Linked DNA regions of Homo sapiens: region 2 is linked to region 1. The links are chromatin loops, found by intact Hi-C in ENCODE. Cell type or tissue: mammary epithelial cell. All regions are shown on one strand.

What was found. Peaks named below come from ENCODE experiments on the same cell type or tissue, not always from the same donor. Only the 100,000 strongest peaks of a DNase experiment are listed, where the experiment ranks them.
Region 2: a loop joins it to region 1, with 8 times the contacts of the local background. A loop is called at or near these places in 3 of 110 quality-filtered maps.

Annotation. Positions count from the first base shown.
Region 1 is chr4:156,374,772-156,382,771 of GRCh38, forward strand. No RefSeq gene overlaps it. Among named protein-coding and RNA genes, the nearest start is that of LINC02272, 260 kb to the right of the region's middle. In mammary epithelial cell, a CTCF peak has its summit at 3,524; a DNase peak (open chromatin) is centred at 3,520.
Region 2 is chr4:156,105,378-156,113,377 of GRCh38, forward strand. LOC102724785 (a long non-coding RNA gene) reads right to left here. Exons shown (of 5, transcript XR_939394.2): 5 at 7,214-7,376. Among named protein-coding and RNA genes, the nearest start is that of CTSO, 160 kb to the left of the region's middle. RefSeq lists enhancers at 1,024-1,525, 6,262-6,870. In mammary epithelial cell, CTCF peaks have their summits at 4,652 and 7,932 (motif pointing right); DNase peaks (open chromatin) are centred at 4,634 and 5,384; H3K27ac peaks cover 1,777 bases.

The sequences.
Region 1 (8,000 bases):
TTGTGTGCTTGAACCAAGAATTCTGTCTATTTTTTTAGGAGCTCTGATGTAAGTGGGTTGTCTGTCATGGAATGGTTTACAATGTGGAGTAGATCGGTAAACGAGACATTGAAACTGATAATGATGGCATATATAGGTTATCTAAAAATAGAATTGAAAGATCCTATCACTTGGACAAAAGCTAAAAATATTCTCATTATATTAATTAGGAATGTTAATATAATTATATCACAACCATTCTACTCTCTCCTATGAGTATGACTTTTTTATATTTCACATATAAGTGAGATTATGCAGTTTCTATTTTTCTGTGCCTGGCTTATTTCAACTAGCATAGTGTACTCCAGGTTTATCCATGTTGTCATAAATGGCATAATTTCCTTCTTTTTGAAGGCCAAAGAGTATTTCTTCTTTTCAGCACATGGAACATAACTCAAGGATGGACCATATGTTGGGCCATTAAACAAGTTTCAAAAATTTATAAATATTAAAGTCATATCAAGTATTTGTTTTACCACAATGGAATAAAACTAGGAATCAATAACAAGAGGAAACTCAGAAACTATACAAACACATGGAAATTAAACCATATGCTCTTGAACATCCACTGTATCATGAAGAAATTAAGAAGGAAATTTTAAAAATTCCCAAAACAAATGAAGTAGAAACACAACCTGCCAAAACCTATAGGATACAGTGAAAGCAGTACTAAAAGGGAAGTTTATAGCAATAAATAATCTATATCAAAAAGTTGAAAGACTTCAAATAAATAGCATAGTGATGCACTGGTAAGTAGGAGTTGGACAATGAGAAAATATGGGCACAGGGAGGGGAACATCACACACTGGGGTCTGTTGAGGGGTGAGGGGCAAGAGGAGGGATAGCATTAGGAGAAATACCTAATGTAGATGATGGGTTGATGGGTGCAGCAAACCACCATGGCACATGTATACCTATGTAACAAACCTGCACATTCTGCACATGTATCCCAGAACTTAAAGTATACATAAAAAAAGAAATAGAAAGCCAAGAGAAAACTAAACCAAAAATTAATTAAAAATGAAATGATAAAGATCAGAGCAGAAATAAAGACCAAAGTAAGACTAAATTAATAATACAAAAGATCAAAAAAAGGAAAGTTGGTTTTATGAAACTATAAACAAAATCAACAAACCTTTGGTCAGACTAATTTAAAAAAAAGAGAGACCTCCAAATCAATCCAAAATAGAAAATGAGACACTACAACTGATAATACAGAAATTTAAAGGATTATTAGAGACTGTCATGAACAACTGTATACCAACAAAAGACAAAACCTAAAGAAATGGATACATTCATAGACACATAGAACCTATCTAAGATTAAACCATGAAGAAATCCAAAACCTGAGTAGACCAATAACAGACAATGAGCTAGAAGCAGTAATAAAAAGGTTTTTTTTTTAATCAAAGAAAAGCCCAGAACCTGATGCCTTCACTTTTGAGTTCCACCACTTAAAAAATAACTAATACCTGTTCTACTTTTACTATTCCAAAAAATCAAGGGGGAAGGAATGCTTTCAAATTCATTATATGAGGTCAGTATTACTCTGATACAAAAACCAGAAAAAGACAACATAAAAAGAAAACAGCAGAGCAATATCTCTGATGAACGTAAATGCAAAAACCAAGAATAAAATAATAGCAATCAGAATTCCACATCACATTAAAATATAATTTAACATAATCAAGTAGGGATTCAAGGATGGTTCAACATAGGCAAAACAATAAATGTGGTACATCATAGCAACAGAATGAAGGACAAAACCATATAATAATTTCAATAAATGATGAAAAAGCATTTGACAACATGAAACATCTCTTCATAATAAAAACTTTCAACAAACTGAGTACAGAAGGAACATACTTCAACATGATAAAACTCATATAAGACAAACCTGTAGCTAGCACTATACTGAGTGGCAAAAACCTGAAAGCATTTCTTCTAATATCTGGAACAAGACAAGGATGCTCACATTCACCACTTTTATTCACCATACTATGGGGAGTCCTAACCAGAGCAAGCAGACTAGAGAAAGAAATAAATAACTTCCAAATTGGAAAGGAAAAAGTGAAATTATCCTTGTTTGCAGTTATGTCTACATTAAAGTAATATGGTTGCCAGAGGCCTATGCATCTATTTTTGTATCAAGTAAATATGTTCCCAGACTCACAGAGACTTGCAGAAAAGAGATTAAATTTACCATAGGATATCCTTAGTTATCTATCTTCATCTTCGATACTGCTTGATCCTTGCTGGCCCTGTCCACAATCAAATTTACTGGTCTACTTGTGAAATAAAGCAATATATAGGAACTTCAGCATTTTTACCACCGCACCGCATGCATGTAAGGCTGTCTAAAATACTTAAACATGTTGACTCATTTCCTTGAGACTAAAGTCTAGCCTAATATAGTTTTAAAAGTAAGATGAAAAGAAAAGAAGGCTTATTATTTTTGAAAGTTGTATAGATTTTTTTTAGAAGTCACATTTTTAAAAACGTAATTATGGTCTGGGAACCATAGATTTATTTAGAAGAAAGACTTATTTGATATTTGCTTTCCTAAGAAAAAGTGCATTTTCAAAACATCTTACAAAATGAAATTTTGAACTGCTAAATCTGAAACTCTGGGTCAAACATGTTGTCATTACTGTAAAAATTCCTGTGGTTCTCATGGTTAGCCTTTGGCATCCACAGTTTCAGAAACTCTGAAGTCCTTCTAATTTTGGAAAATATGGGTGGGATATTTTGGTCTAGTTGTACTAAGCAAGATTCTTGCCTTTATCAAAGCTTAAGCCTCAAAATATGTTTCCGCCATTTGAAAGAAGTGGCAGATAACAAGAACTTAGAATTAGTGTAATAAATAAATGATGTTAGATTTTTTATGCTATATAAGGGCAGGAACAGATTACTAATTAGCATTTTATCTACTTACACATTTAAATTGGGAATCCAAAAACCAGGAGCTAAACTTTTACACGTTGGGAAACGTATTCCTCAAGGAGTTGGGATCAAGAAACGTTTCTAGGGACAACTCATATTTAATTCAGAAACTAGCTTAAATGATTGTTTGGGGCAAATTCAATGATTATAGCCCACCCATTAATGTGATAAACTGGCATTATAGATTGCATTAAGACCTACTGGGATAAAGGCGAGGATATGCGGTGAATTGCAAAAAATGACGTCAAATTATTCTGATCCTTGTATAAAGGTCTTTTTGTAAAGTGACTTTGCTCCTCCTCCCATCAAGAGATAACGTTTATCTCTTTATCTCTTGAATCCCGGCTTGGCCACATAACTTGCTTTTAGCTAATGTGACAGGCGCAATGTGTTACTGGCAGAGATTTGAAAATGCTTGCACATTGCACCTTCCTCTCTTTCTGCTAGGCTGTTGGAGAATAAGAAGTCAAGTGAAGGAAAACTGAGATACACCAGCTGTCAGCCCACTGGCTGCTAACCTGGCAACTCCATACTATTCTGCCCCCTTGAGAAGGAATGGAAGTACTGCGCCCCTATAAGTACACTTCTGCTTTTAAAGTCTAACTGTAAATATTGTTGAATATTCTTAACCTTACATGTATTAAGAAGAAAATTAGAAGTTATATAAAGTGTACAGCACTATGTGTTTACATGAGAAAACTGGATTAGACTTGTTCACATACACAGAACAAGGTCAAGAAGTGCTTTACAAGGAGTGGCTGAGAAATAAGTGGATGTTTGCAAATGATAAGACTTCATTTGTCATGTGACTATTTTTATTTTTTTAAATAATTCATCCTTTTTTTTTTTTTGAGACACAGTCTTGGTCTGTCGCACAGGCTGGAGTGCAGTGGCGCGATCTCGGCTCACTACAACCTCTGCCTCACGGGTTCAAGTGATTCTCCTACCTCAGCCTCCAGAGTAGCTGGGACTACAGGCGCCCACCACCAAGCCCAGCTAATTTTTGTATTTTTTTTTTTTTTTTTTTTTTTTTTTTTTAGTAGAGATGAGGTTTCACCATATTCACCAGGCTGGTCTCAAACTCCTGACCTAGTGATCCCCTCACCTCAGCCTCTCAAAGTGCTGGGATTACAGGCGTGAGCCACTGTGTCCGGTGCATCATTCTTTTTTAAAGCATATTTAATTCCCAAGAATGTTATACAGTTCTATTTATATATTATTTGTATGTTCTGTAAAGTCAAGAGATGTTGGATATCCAAATGCTTTACTAGTCGACCAACACAAAAGAAGAAGGAAGTCTATTAATGTAGTAATCGACTGTCACTTTACAAGACTGTGTTTTTGGAGATACCAAAAGGGCTGTAATCCTTTACCTCATGTTTTCTTATAATATAACGGTATTTTGAGATAAAAGTACTCAATATAGAAAATACATGAGCAATGCAGTTCTCAAGGAAGTTTAAAAATAACAGAAAAGGGGCCGGGCGCGGTGGCTCACGCCTGTAATCCCAGCACTTTGGGAGGCCGAGGCGGGTGGATCATGAGGTCAGGAGATCGAGACCATCCTGGCTAACAAGGTGAAACCCCGTCTCTACTAAAAATACAAAAAATTAGCCGGGCGCGGTGGCGGGCGCCTGTAGTCCCAGCTACTCGGGAGGCTGAGGCAGGAGAATGGCGTGAACCTGGGAAGCGGAGCTTGCAGTGAGCCGAGATTGCGCCACTGCAGTCCACAGTCCGGCCTGGGCGACAGAGCGAGACTCCGTCTCAAAAAAAAAAAAAAAAAAAAAAAAAAAAAAAAAAAAAAATTAACAGAAAAGGAAAATGTGTCATATTTCAGGCTGTCAAGGTGTTTGGTCAGGTATAAAATGTTGATATAGATATGAACATTTTTGTAAATCCTGTGATTTTTTTCTTTGCATAGGTAATTTTATATTTTATTTACTAAAGATTAGTGGTAAAAGAAAATAATATTTTTAGATCAACAAGCATGGTTATAACTATACTTAACCTTTAAGGCTGTCAGTTTTTTTGTTTCTTAAGTATGAATTATACTATCTTAAAACAATATGGAAATATTCACTTTTGTGTAGTAACCTTAACCAAGGGCATACATTATGCACAATGAGCACTTGAGACATTTCACCTTATATCCAGGTGTCATCACAAAATTATCTGATTTACAGAGATCAAGAAAAACCTTGATTCTTCATTGATTTTCAGCAATGATAAAGAGTAATTACTACATTGACTTGTATATTTCTGAAAAAAGCAATTGGACAAAACACTGTCTACCTGAATCTCTAGTTATCATCTAAAAATGCTTGCATTATGGAGATAAGACTAGGAGAAGTGAACTTATACAATGTTAGTAATGATTAGGAGAAGAAGGATACTGTAGATGATTTGAATATCTTAATATAAAACACATAATAATTCGAGCACACTTTGACTAATTACTTTGCCCTTAGGTATTTCTGAAAAGTTTCTTTAGTAAGAAAATTAACAAAAATAAACATTAAAAGAGCAATACATAAACTATTTATGACAATGAGTTATTTAAACCATTTCAGCATTGTATTATTCTAAACATCATATACTTCAATTTTTGGTCTTTTTGTTATGTAAAAAAGTATCTTAAAATTATATCAGACTGTACTTTGTAAATATCAGGATTGTATACTAGAATTAAAATAGATTTTTGTATTATGCTCCACAAGACTCTTCTTATAATAAGATATTTTATTAAGCTAGACAGTAAATATATTAAATGAGGTCAAATTTGTTATTTCCGCTGCATTTTACTTATTTAAATATTTTAAGACATGCACTTTATGCATATGATAAGCCAGTCACTTCACCTCTACGGTACTCTTCCCCAAAACACATAGCCCAGTCTAATTATCAGCCAAACTCAAACTGAATGTTGTTTCACCAAATAACCTGACTGTACTCCTCAAACTGTCAAGGTCAAGAAGAACAAGGAAAGTCTGAAAAACTGTCACAGACCAGAGTAAACTAAGAAGATGTGACACTAAATGTCGTGTGGTATCCTGGGTTAGAGCTGGAAGAGAAAATGATACCAACAAAAAAAATCCAGCGATATCAAAAAAAAAAAGTATTCAGTTGGTTATTAACGTATCAGTGTTAGTTTTCAGCTGTGACAAATGTGCCATGGTGGCGCAATGATGGGGAAACTTGGTGAATGGTTTATGAAAACTTTGTGTATTATCTTTGAAACATTTGTATAAAGCTAAACTTCCAAATACAAAGTTTTAAAGAAAATTCTAGAGCTCTATTGTTTTTGATACACATATAACAATTTTTGGGCCGGGCATGGTGGCTCACGCCTGTAATCCCAGCACTTTGGGAGGCAGAGGCAGGTGGATCACAAGGTCAGGATTTCGAGACCCGCCTGGCCAATATGCTGAAACCCCGTCTCTGCTAAAAATAGAAAAATTAGCTGGGCATGGTGGCGCATGGCATAGTCCCAGCTACTCGGGAGGCTGAGGCAGGAGAATCGCTTGAACCCCGGAGGTGGAGTTTGCAGTGAGCCAAGATTGCACCACTGCACTTCCAGCCTGGTGACAGAATAAGACTCCATTTCCAAAAAAAAAAAAAAAAAAGAATTTTTGCTTAAATGTGCATTTAGATTTCCAATACGGAAATAAAGATATTTGTTGCAATGCAAACTAGAATGACAATAGAGAATCCTAAATTTGTTTATGAGGCAGGAAATGGCTACACTTTCATCTTGTGATTTTAAGTATATTTAGATTGTGTATCAAAAGCTACCAGTTGTGCTCAAATATCCATTCTGCCTTGAATGTAATGGTCCCCCTGGTATTAAGCTAGGAGCATGGCTTCCCAGGATGAGGAAGGTTGTCAGGTTACATTTTTCAGGTTACCTTGCAATAGAAATGGCCTGGGTTATGGGATATAGGTTGAATTAGTATATGTGACTTCCAGCATGTCCTTAAAATTAAAGGTAGACTCTCCATTGCCCCTTCCTCCTTCATGTAGGCTGGAATGTAGACATATTGGTTGGAGCTCATGAGGCTATATTGGACCATGATGTGGAAGCCATGTGTAAAAATGGCAGGCAAGAGGAATAACAAAGCAAATAAACAAGCAAAAGGACCTTGGCTTCCAGAGACCATCGAGAATAATTCCAGTCCTGAATTGCAAACCTACAGATTTCTTTTATGTAAGAGAAATAAATTCCTATCTTGTTTAAGCTATTATCATTTAGATTTTCTGTTTCTTATAGCAGAAACGAATCAAAAATACTATAATATAAAATGCACTTTATTTTCTTTACATATGAGATTTTTGGAATACCTAACATTTACAAATCTTAGCATTTCCTGGAAAATGAATACCTAACATTTACAAACACCTAACATTTACACATCAGCATTTCCTGGAAAACTTGTCATTTTAGAATACACTTTAGAAATATTCTACTCCAGAAAGTTAAAAAACAATTTTCCTTATTATATCCAACGTTTGATTTTATCAAAATCTTTCACAAATATTTTATTCTCATGCAAACTGGAAATGTACTTTGTTTTAGCTAATTACATTCTATGCTTTCTGTATCTCTCTTAACACACATACACTATCACACACCCATTACCCTCAAATGTGCAAAACATTTGTGCACATTACCCTCAAATGTGCAAAACATCTCATATAAGATAAAGTAATATTTTCTTGGATACAAAGTACAAATCAGAAAAGGCATAAGCACAGCGAATTTGGTCTGATGCTATTCAATTTCCATTCATCGTACCAGATATAGTCTTTATGTCAATATATTGGGCAGCTTCTTCTCTGCCCTAGACATGATTTTATATTAAAATCTCAGGCAGGTTTTCGATACACTTTTCAGAGGAAAATATTGTTCTTTTTATTTCAGACCTGAATCAAGTTATGGAAATCTTCTATGAACCCTGGCCAATTCATTTACACTTGGCCATTTTTCCCCACATTTTTCATTTCTATTATAACTTAGGCAA
Region 2 (8,000 bases), 270 kb before region 1:
GCAGGAACAATGGTAATTGTGGACACTTAACAAAGAGTGAGTACAGCTGAAGGAGCCGGGGAGCAGACAGTATATGCATCAGGTGTGAGTAAGAAAATAGATTTTGGAATTTATGAGAGCTGTAGAGAGTGAGTTGAGCATAGTTTGTGATTTTTAGGGCCTCTAAAAGTATTAAAGCAGTGGCAGCCGCTGCGGGCAGACATGAGGGCTAGGCTAAAACAGTAAGGTCAAGTTGTTTGGACAGAAAGGCTACAGGGTGTGGTCCTGGCTCTTGTGTAAGAATTCTGACAACACTAACCATGCCTAGGAAGGAAAGGAGTTGTTGTTTTGTAAGTGATTGAGGTTTGGGAGATTAACTGGACATGATCAGCAGGGACAGCACGTGTGTTTTTATGAGGTATGCCAAGATAGGTAACAGATGAAGATGAAATTTGGGCTTAACTGAAGTAATGGGAGCTATCTGTGAAGACTTGCGACAGTACAGCCCAGGTAATTTGCTGAGCCTAATGGGTGTCAGGGTCAGTCTAAGTGAAAGCAAAGAGAGGCTGGGACGAGGAGTGCAGGGGAATAGTGAAAAAAGCATCTTTAAGAACGAGAACAGAATAGTAAGTTGTGAAAGAAGGTATTGAGGACAAAAGAGTGTACGGGTTGGGCACCACAGGGTGGATAGGCAAAACAATTTGGTTGATAAAGTGCAGATCCTAAACTAATCTGTAAGACTTGTCCGGTTTTTGGACAGGTAAAATGGGGGAATTGTAAGGAGAGTTTGTAGGTTTTAGAAGCCCATGCTGTAGCAGGCGAGTGATAACAGGCATTAATCTTTTTAAAGCATGCTGTGGGATAGGATATTGGCATTGAGTGGGGTAAGGGTGATTAGGTTTTAATGGGATGGTAATGGGCTGTGATCGGTTGCCAGGGAAGGAGTAGAGATGTCCTATACTTGTGGGTTAAGGTTGGGGGATACGAGAGGAAGACACGAAGGAGGCTTTGGGTTGGGGAGAAGGGTGGCAATGAGATGCGGCTGTAGTCCAGGAATAGTCAGGGAAGCAGATAATTTTGTTAAAATATCTCAGCCTAATAAGGGAACTGGGCAGGTAGGGATAACTAAAAAAGAGTGCATAAGAGTGTTGTCCAAGTTGGCACCAGAGTGGGGGAGTTTTCAGGGGTTTAGAAGCCTGGCAGTCAATACCCACAACAGTTATGGAGGCAAGGGAAACAGGCCCTTGAAAAGAAGGTAATGTGGAGTGGGTAGCCTCCGTATTGACTAAGGGGACGGACTTACCTTCCACTGTGAGAGTTACCTGAAGCTCGGTGTCCGTGATGGTCTACGGAGCTTCCGAGGTGATCGGGCAGCGTCAGTCTTCAGCTGCTAAGCAGAGAAGGAGTCAGTCAGAGAGCCTTGGGCCAGAGTTCCAGGGGCTCTGGGAGTGGCTGCCAGGTGAGTTGAACAGTCTGATTTCCAGTGGGGTCCCGCACAGATGGGACACGGCTTAGGAGGAATCCTGGGCTGCAGGCATTCCTTGGCCTGGTGGTCAGATTTCTGGCACTTGTAGCAAGCTCCTGCAGGAGGAGGTTCTGGAGGAACACCTGGCCACTGCGGTTCAGGCGTTTGGAAGTTCTTGTGTGCTGGAGAAGTGGCTGGGGTTTGTCTCACAGTGGAGGCAAGGAATTGCAACTTTTTTCTATTATTGTACACCTTGAAGGAGAGGTTAATTAAATCCTGTTGTGGGGTTTGAGGGCCGGAATTTAATTTTTGGAGTTTTATTTAATGTCGGGAGCAGATTGGGTAATAAAATGTATTTTGAGAATAAGACGGCCTTTTGACCTTTTAGGGTCTAGGGCTGTAAAGTGTCTCAGGGTTGCTGCCAAACAAGTCATGAACTGGGCTGGATTTTTATATTTGATGAAAAAGAGCCTAAACGCTATCTGATTTGGGATAAAGAAAAAGGAGCATTAACCTTGACTATGCCTTTAGCTCCAGCCACCTTTTTAAGAGTAAATTGCTGGGCAGGTGGGGGAGGGCTAGTCACGGAATGAAACTGTAAGCCAGACCCGGTGTGAGGAGGGGAGGTAATAAAAGGATTATAGGGTGGAGGAGCAGAGGCTGAGGAAGAATTGGGAACTAGCTCGGCCTGGCGAGGAGCAGCCTGGGAGGAGGGGAGAGGTCAGATGGGTCTGTAGAAAAGGAAGATTAGAAAGACTCAGCGACACTTGGGGTTGGGACTGAGGGGACAGGCGGGAGGGAAAGAAGGAAGATTTGGGACGAGTTGCACTGGGCACAGAGACTAGGGAGGGACCGATATGTAAAAGAATGCCTGGACGTCAGGCACCTCAGACTGTTTGCCCATTTTATGACAAGAATTATTTAGATCTTGCAGGATGGAAAAATTGAAAGTGCCGTTTTCTGGCTATTTGGAACTACTGTCGAGTTTGTATTGGGGTCAAGTGGCATTGCAGAAGAAAATAAGGCACTTAGGTTTTAGGTCAGGTGTGAATTGAAGAGGTTTTAAGTTTTTGAGAACACAGGCCAAAGGAGAAGAAGGAGGAATGGAGGGTGGAAGTTTGCCTATAGTGAAGGAAGCAAGCCCAGAGAAAAGAGAGAGTAGAGACATGGAGGGAAGGGGTTCGGGGGTTCTTACCTTCTAGAAAAGCGGGAAAGGGGTTGGGGCATGGATATAAGGGATTGGGGCGCAGAGATAAGAGGTCGGGACGTGGAAACAAGGGATGGGGCGCAGAGATAAGAGGTCGGGGCATGGAAATAAGGGATCGGGGTGCAGAGATAAGAGGTTGGGGCACAGAAATAAGGGATTGGGGTGCAGAGATAAGAGGTCAGGGTGCAAAAATAAGCGATTGGGGCACAGAGATATAAGAGGTTGGGGCACGGAAATAAGGGATTGGGGCACAGAGAAACAAGGTTGGGGTACTTACCCCTCCTCTGGAAAAGCAGGACTTGCCGCTAAGAGTGAAGGAGAAGGGTTTGGGGGTTTCTTGCCCCCCGGAAAGGTAGAGAAGGGGTAGAGACATGGAGAGAAGGGGTTGGGGTACTTGCCCCTTCCCCAGAAAAGCGAGACTTGCCGCTAAGGGTGAAGGACAAAGGCAGGCGTCCCTGTGTGGTCTGACACCTCTGAAACATGGTTGAATAATCAGAGAGGCATCCCTGCAATAATTAAACACCAAGGGAAGGCTGCCTTCCCTAGTCCGTGACCGACACCGGAGTTTTGGGTCCACAGATAAAACGTGTCTCCTTTGTCTCTACCAGAAAATGAAAGGAATTGAAATTAAGAGAAGGGAGAGATTGAAGAGTGGAAAGGAGAAAGTGGTTGAGGGACAGTGAGAGAGGTTGGAGAAGAGAGTACGAAGAGGTCGCTTACCTGATTTAAAATTGGTGAGATGTTCCTTGGGCTGGTGGGTCTGAGGACCTGAGATCGTAGGTGGATCTTTTTCATGGAGCAAAGAGCAGGAGGACAGGGGATTGATCTCCCAAGGGAGGTCCCCCGATCTGAGTCACGGCACCGAATTTCATGCGCGTCCCTGTGAAGAGACAACCTAACAGGCTTTGTGTGAGCAATAAAGCTTTTAATCACCTGGGTGCAGGTGGGCTGAGTCCGAAAAGAGAGTCAGCGAAGGGAGATGGGGTTGGGCCATTTTATAGGATTTGGGTAGGTAAAGGAAAATTACAGTCAAAGGGGGGTTGTTCTCTGGCAGGCAGAGTGGGGGTCACAAGGTGCTCAGTAGGGGAGCTTTTGAGCCAGGATGAGGCAGGATAAGGAACTTCACAAGACAATGTCATCAGTTAAGGCAGGAACAGGCCATTTTCACTTCTTTTGTGGTGGAATGTCATCAGTTAAGGCAGGAACTGGCCATCTGGTTGTGTATGTGCAGGCCGCAGGGGATATGATGGCTTAGCTTGGGCTCAGAGGCCTGACAATTACCATATGTAAACATTGGTCTCAACACTAAGCATACAAGAATACACAGAAGGCAATTTATGATCTAGTTTGGGATCTAGGATATACACATCAGACATTGCCCATTGTAGGGAGCAACTGGCAAATGAATTATATAAATAATGAGGTTGGAAAAGGAAGATATCATTTTCAGTACCCATGGTGAAGAAAACTTTTATTTGTTAAAAACGATATCGTGCAGTAAATGTTTATTGAACACTATCCATAGCCAGGACAGGTTCTGACACTAGGAATACCAAAATCAAATAACACAATGTTATTAAGACCCAAAAACATTATAGAACTAAACAAATATAATGCAATGTGCTAAATGTTATCATTAAGGCATTAATATTGTACTTCGGGGGTTCAAAAGAGAGTTTCTACTCTTCCAGAGAAGTAAGGAATGGTGTTGAAGCACAGCTGTATTTTTGGTGGATTAGGAAGAAGTAGTAAGAGTACATCAGGCAAAATAGGCATAAAAAATAGGTTGTTCTCAGCAAAAGAAGGATTCATGTGCTTGGGTTTTCAGCAGGCTGAGTAGGGCGGGGCAAGGTGTTTTAAAATGCAAGTTTTATTATTATTATTCAGGTATGATGAAGCCAACAGATCAAGACATGGTTGTCACTGAAAAGTGAGTTTGTTACACAAGAGGAAGGAGCGCATCATGCCACACATTGCAACACAGGGAACCGCCAGCAGGGGTGAGGAGGCAGAAGGAGTTGGGGGTTGGGGGAATGTGAGCAACAGCCTTTATTTTTATTTTTTCTTTTGTGGGAAGGAATGAGCAAGGCAGATGCTATGGTTTGAATGTGTGAAAAAAGCATGTATTGGGAACTTAATTCCCAATCCAACAGTGTTGAGAGATGGAATCTAATGTGAGGTGTGTAGGTCATGAGGGCTCTACCCTCATGAACGGATTAATGACAATTTTAAAAGGGCTCGAGGCTACAGATTCAATCTCTTTCTTGCTCTCTGTTGCTCTTTCACCTTCCACCATAGGATAATGCACTGCAAAGGCCTTTGCTGGATGCTGGTGCCATGCTATTGGATATCCCAGCCTCCAGAACTGTGAGCCAAATAATGTTTGTTTGTTTTCTTTTAAGTTATCTAGTCTCAGGCATTCTGTTGTAGCAGCACAAAACAGACAAAGACGACAGGATAAGCAGGCTAAGTAGGTTTAGAAACGGTTAGTGTAAATAATTTCTGTGAGCTCTGAGATTTAGGGACTGACTCTAGTTGTCTGATGCCTGGTTCTGGGATGATTCGGTCAGGGAGATAGTGACCCAGGAGTTTAAGAACTTGGCCTCACCTCAGATGGAGGAGGGGAAGTAGTAGTAGCAGCGTGCTGAATCTAGCCAAGGAGCTGGGGGAATTGCTGGATTGCCCTAGAAACGCCGCCAATTCTTTTCTTTTGCATGATGATACATGTTTCCTGGAACTCGTTAATCCCTGCCTGTTCTTCCTCACCCTGATACTACATGTTCTGTTAACTAAGGCAGGAAGTGGGAGGGCCAACTTGTCTCCTATGGTTTGCTCTGATATGTCTCCTCATCCCTTAATCTCCTTAAAAAGACACTCATGTACTTAAGATAAAATATATAGGTTAAATATCCTGTGTGATTCCAGCTCCATATGGAAAGTGCAAAACTTGTATTGCTTTCTCCTTTAATATACAAATGCCACCCAAGTAGTTACTGAATTTCAGGGAAGGGGCTTGGAGATCTGTTTATTTTGGAGCTAACAAATAGTAAAAGAGCACTTTCAGGAATTTTTCCTTAAGGGCAAATTTACTTCAGGTTTAATAAAACATATTAATTGGACATCAAGCAAAAAGATGAAGTGTGTACATTTCCGTCAAATACTCATGGACCCCTTGTTACATTGTGAGCTTTGACACGTGCTTTTCTTAAAAGCGTCTTTCAGCCCAGGGTCTTTAATCACTTCACAGTTATTGTGACCTTGCAGGTGTACTTATTATCTCTCTTTTGCATCTAGAAAACCTGAGACCCAAGGGTTTCTTCCCTGGAGCTGCGCTAATTTTTCATCTATAAAAATAACTAGTATTTACTGATACTTTACATTCTTTCTGTTTAAAGAAACCACGAATTATAGGGGTTTGTCTATCACTTTTAAATCCAAAATTTACGGTTCTTATTTTCAATTTTCAGGTAGTATCATCATTATGAGGTGATTGTTAAAAATGTGTATGAAAAGGGCTTCTAAATTTTAAAAAAGTATGTGTTTATTCCTACTGAATGTACCATATTTTTAAATGCATTTTATATCCCAATATATTGGAGGACAATTGATTTCAATACCAAACAAATACGTTTTATTAATTATTATAGCACATTTACCATGTTTATTTAAATATTCCCTCCTCACCTATTTTGAGAATATACATCCAAAATATTTTTTATGTTTTCCTGTATATATTTCCGACCCACCCAAGCTCTGAGGGAGCATCTGCAGCTGTTGGAAGAAGATGTTAAGGATGGACCACAGAATGAGGACATTTTAATGGAATTTAATAGCTGAATAGCAGGCACATTCTTAGGCGAACGTTTTTCCTAATGCCTCGGCATCCAGCTGCTTTCCTTAGCCTTCAGTTGGTGAATATGAAAGTGAGTGCTACTGCTAACATCTTACTTAGATTCTTCTCCCCATCTCCCTTTGTTTCTTCCCTCTCAAATGTCTTGAACTGTGATCAGATGCTATATTCGGTGTGTTGCAAACTAAGTGCCACTCAGCTAATTCACTCAAAGGCTGCCACAGTGTCCCCTGTGCTGGTGGACACTAATCCCATAAAGTGGGTCTGTGGCACTTGTATCTCCTTGTGAAACTAACCTGAGACTAAAAAATAAAGTTAAATTCTAAATGTTAATATATAATGGGAATATAAAAACAGTAAAGGAATTATAAAATTCACTACGGTCTATAATAATTGCATGATTTTTCTAGATAAAAGCAATTACCAATATTGAGTCAAGAGAGGCAGCATTATTTTAGATGATATGGCCATCTACTTAAAAACTTAGAAGAATCTACTGAAAAACCATTGAAATTAATAAGAGGGCTCAGTAATACAAGATCAACATTAAAAAATGACTTTCCTGTACCTGTAATGACCAAATAAGCAGCATGGAGACAGTTTTTATTCATATAGAAAATTAGCTTGCAATGTCACTTTTACACACATGCACAAAAATTCTAAGTTGACTACATAGTCAAATAACATATAAAATAATAAAAATAATCAGAAGAAAACATAGAGAAATACTTTATTAAAATTACAGTAAGAATGTTTTCTAGCATATTTATAACCAGGAAAAGAGCATGGTGAGATAATGACAATTACTCTAATATTTGCTTGAGGAAGATTTTAGTTTTTCCATATCTTCTTCTGCTGCAGCTTCAAGTTCGACCCTTGAAAGGTGAGTCAAAAAGAAAAACAAGAAAAGATCAACCTAAGGCTCAGCTTCAGAAAGCAAGTGGTATATAGAATATTATCTTTCACTATTTATCTTACATGCAAGCACAGAAACATTTTGCCAACAGTAAGATATAAGTGGTAGGTTCTATCAAGAGAAAGTTCCATTTGTGTATTTTCTTGGCAGAAATTTATATACCAGTGGATACCAGAGGAGTAAATCTATTTTTAAAGTTCTAGTTTGCTTTTTGACAACTTCAAATAAAATTTCATCAACACAGGTTTGACCACATGAAATTCCAGTCTGAAAATGACCATTAAGATTACAGTCGTTTATCCTTCTTAGGTAACTAATACCTGCTGTTTTTGACCAAAAGTGGGAACAAAAGATGAGCTTCCATATCCCTTGTATAATTTTGGAGCTCTTTATTTGTTTCTTTTGCCATGAGGAATTATTGGTCACTAGTCATCCCAAATACAACCTTCTACTTCAAATATAACCTCAAACTATGATAAAATACTTTTACCTCAAGGTGGAGCTGTTATATTTTCAGAAGAGAAAAAGACTCAACACCTTGGTCTTGTTCTAGAATTTTGTTACAATCCTGAGGAAATGTTAT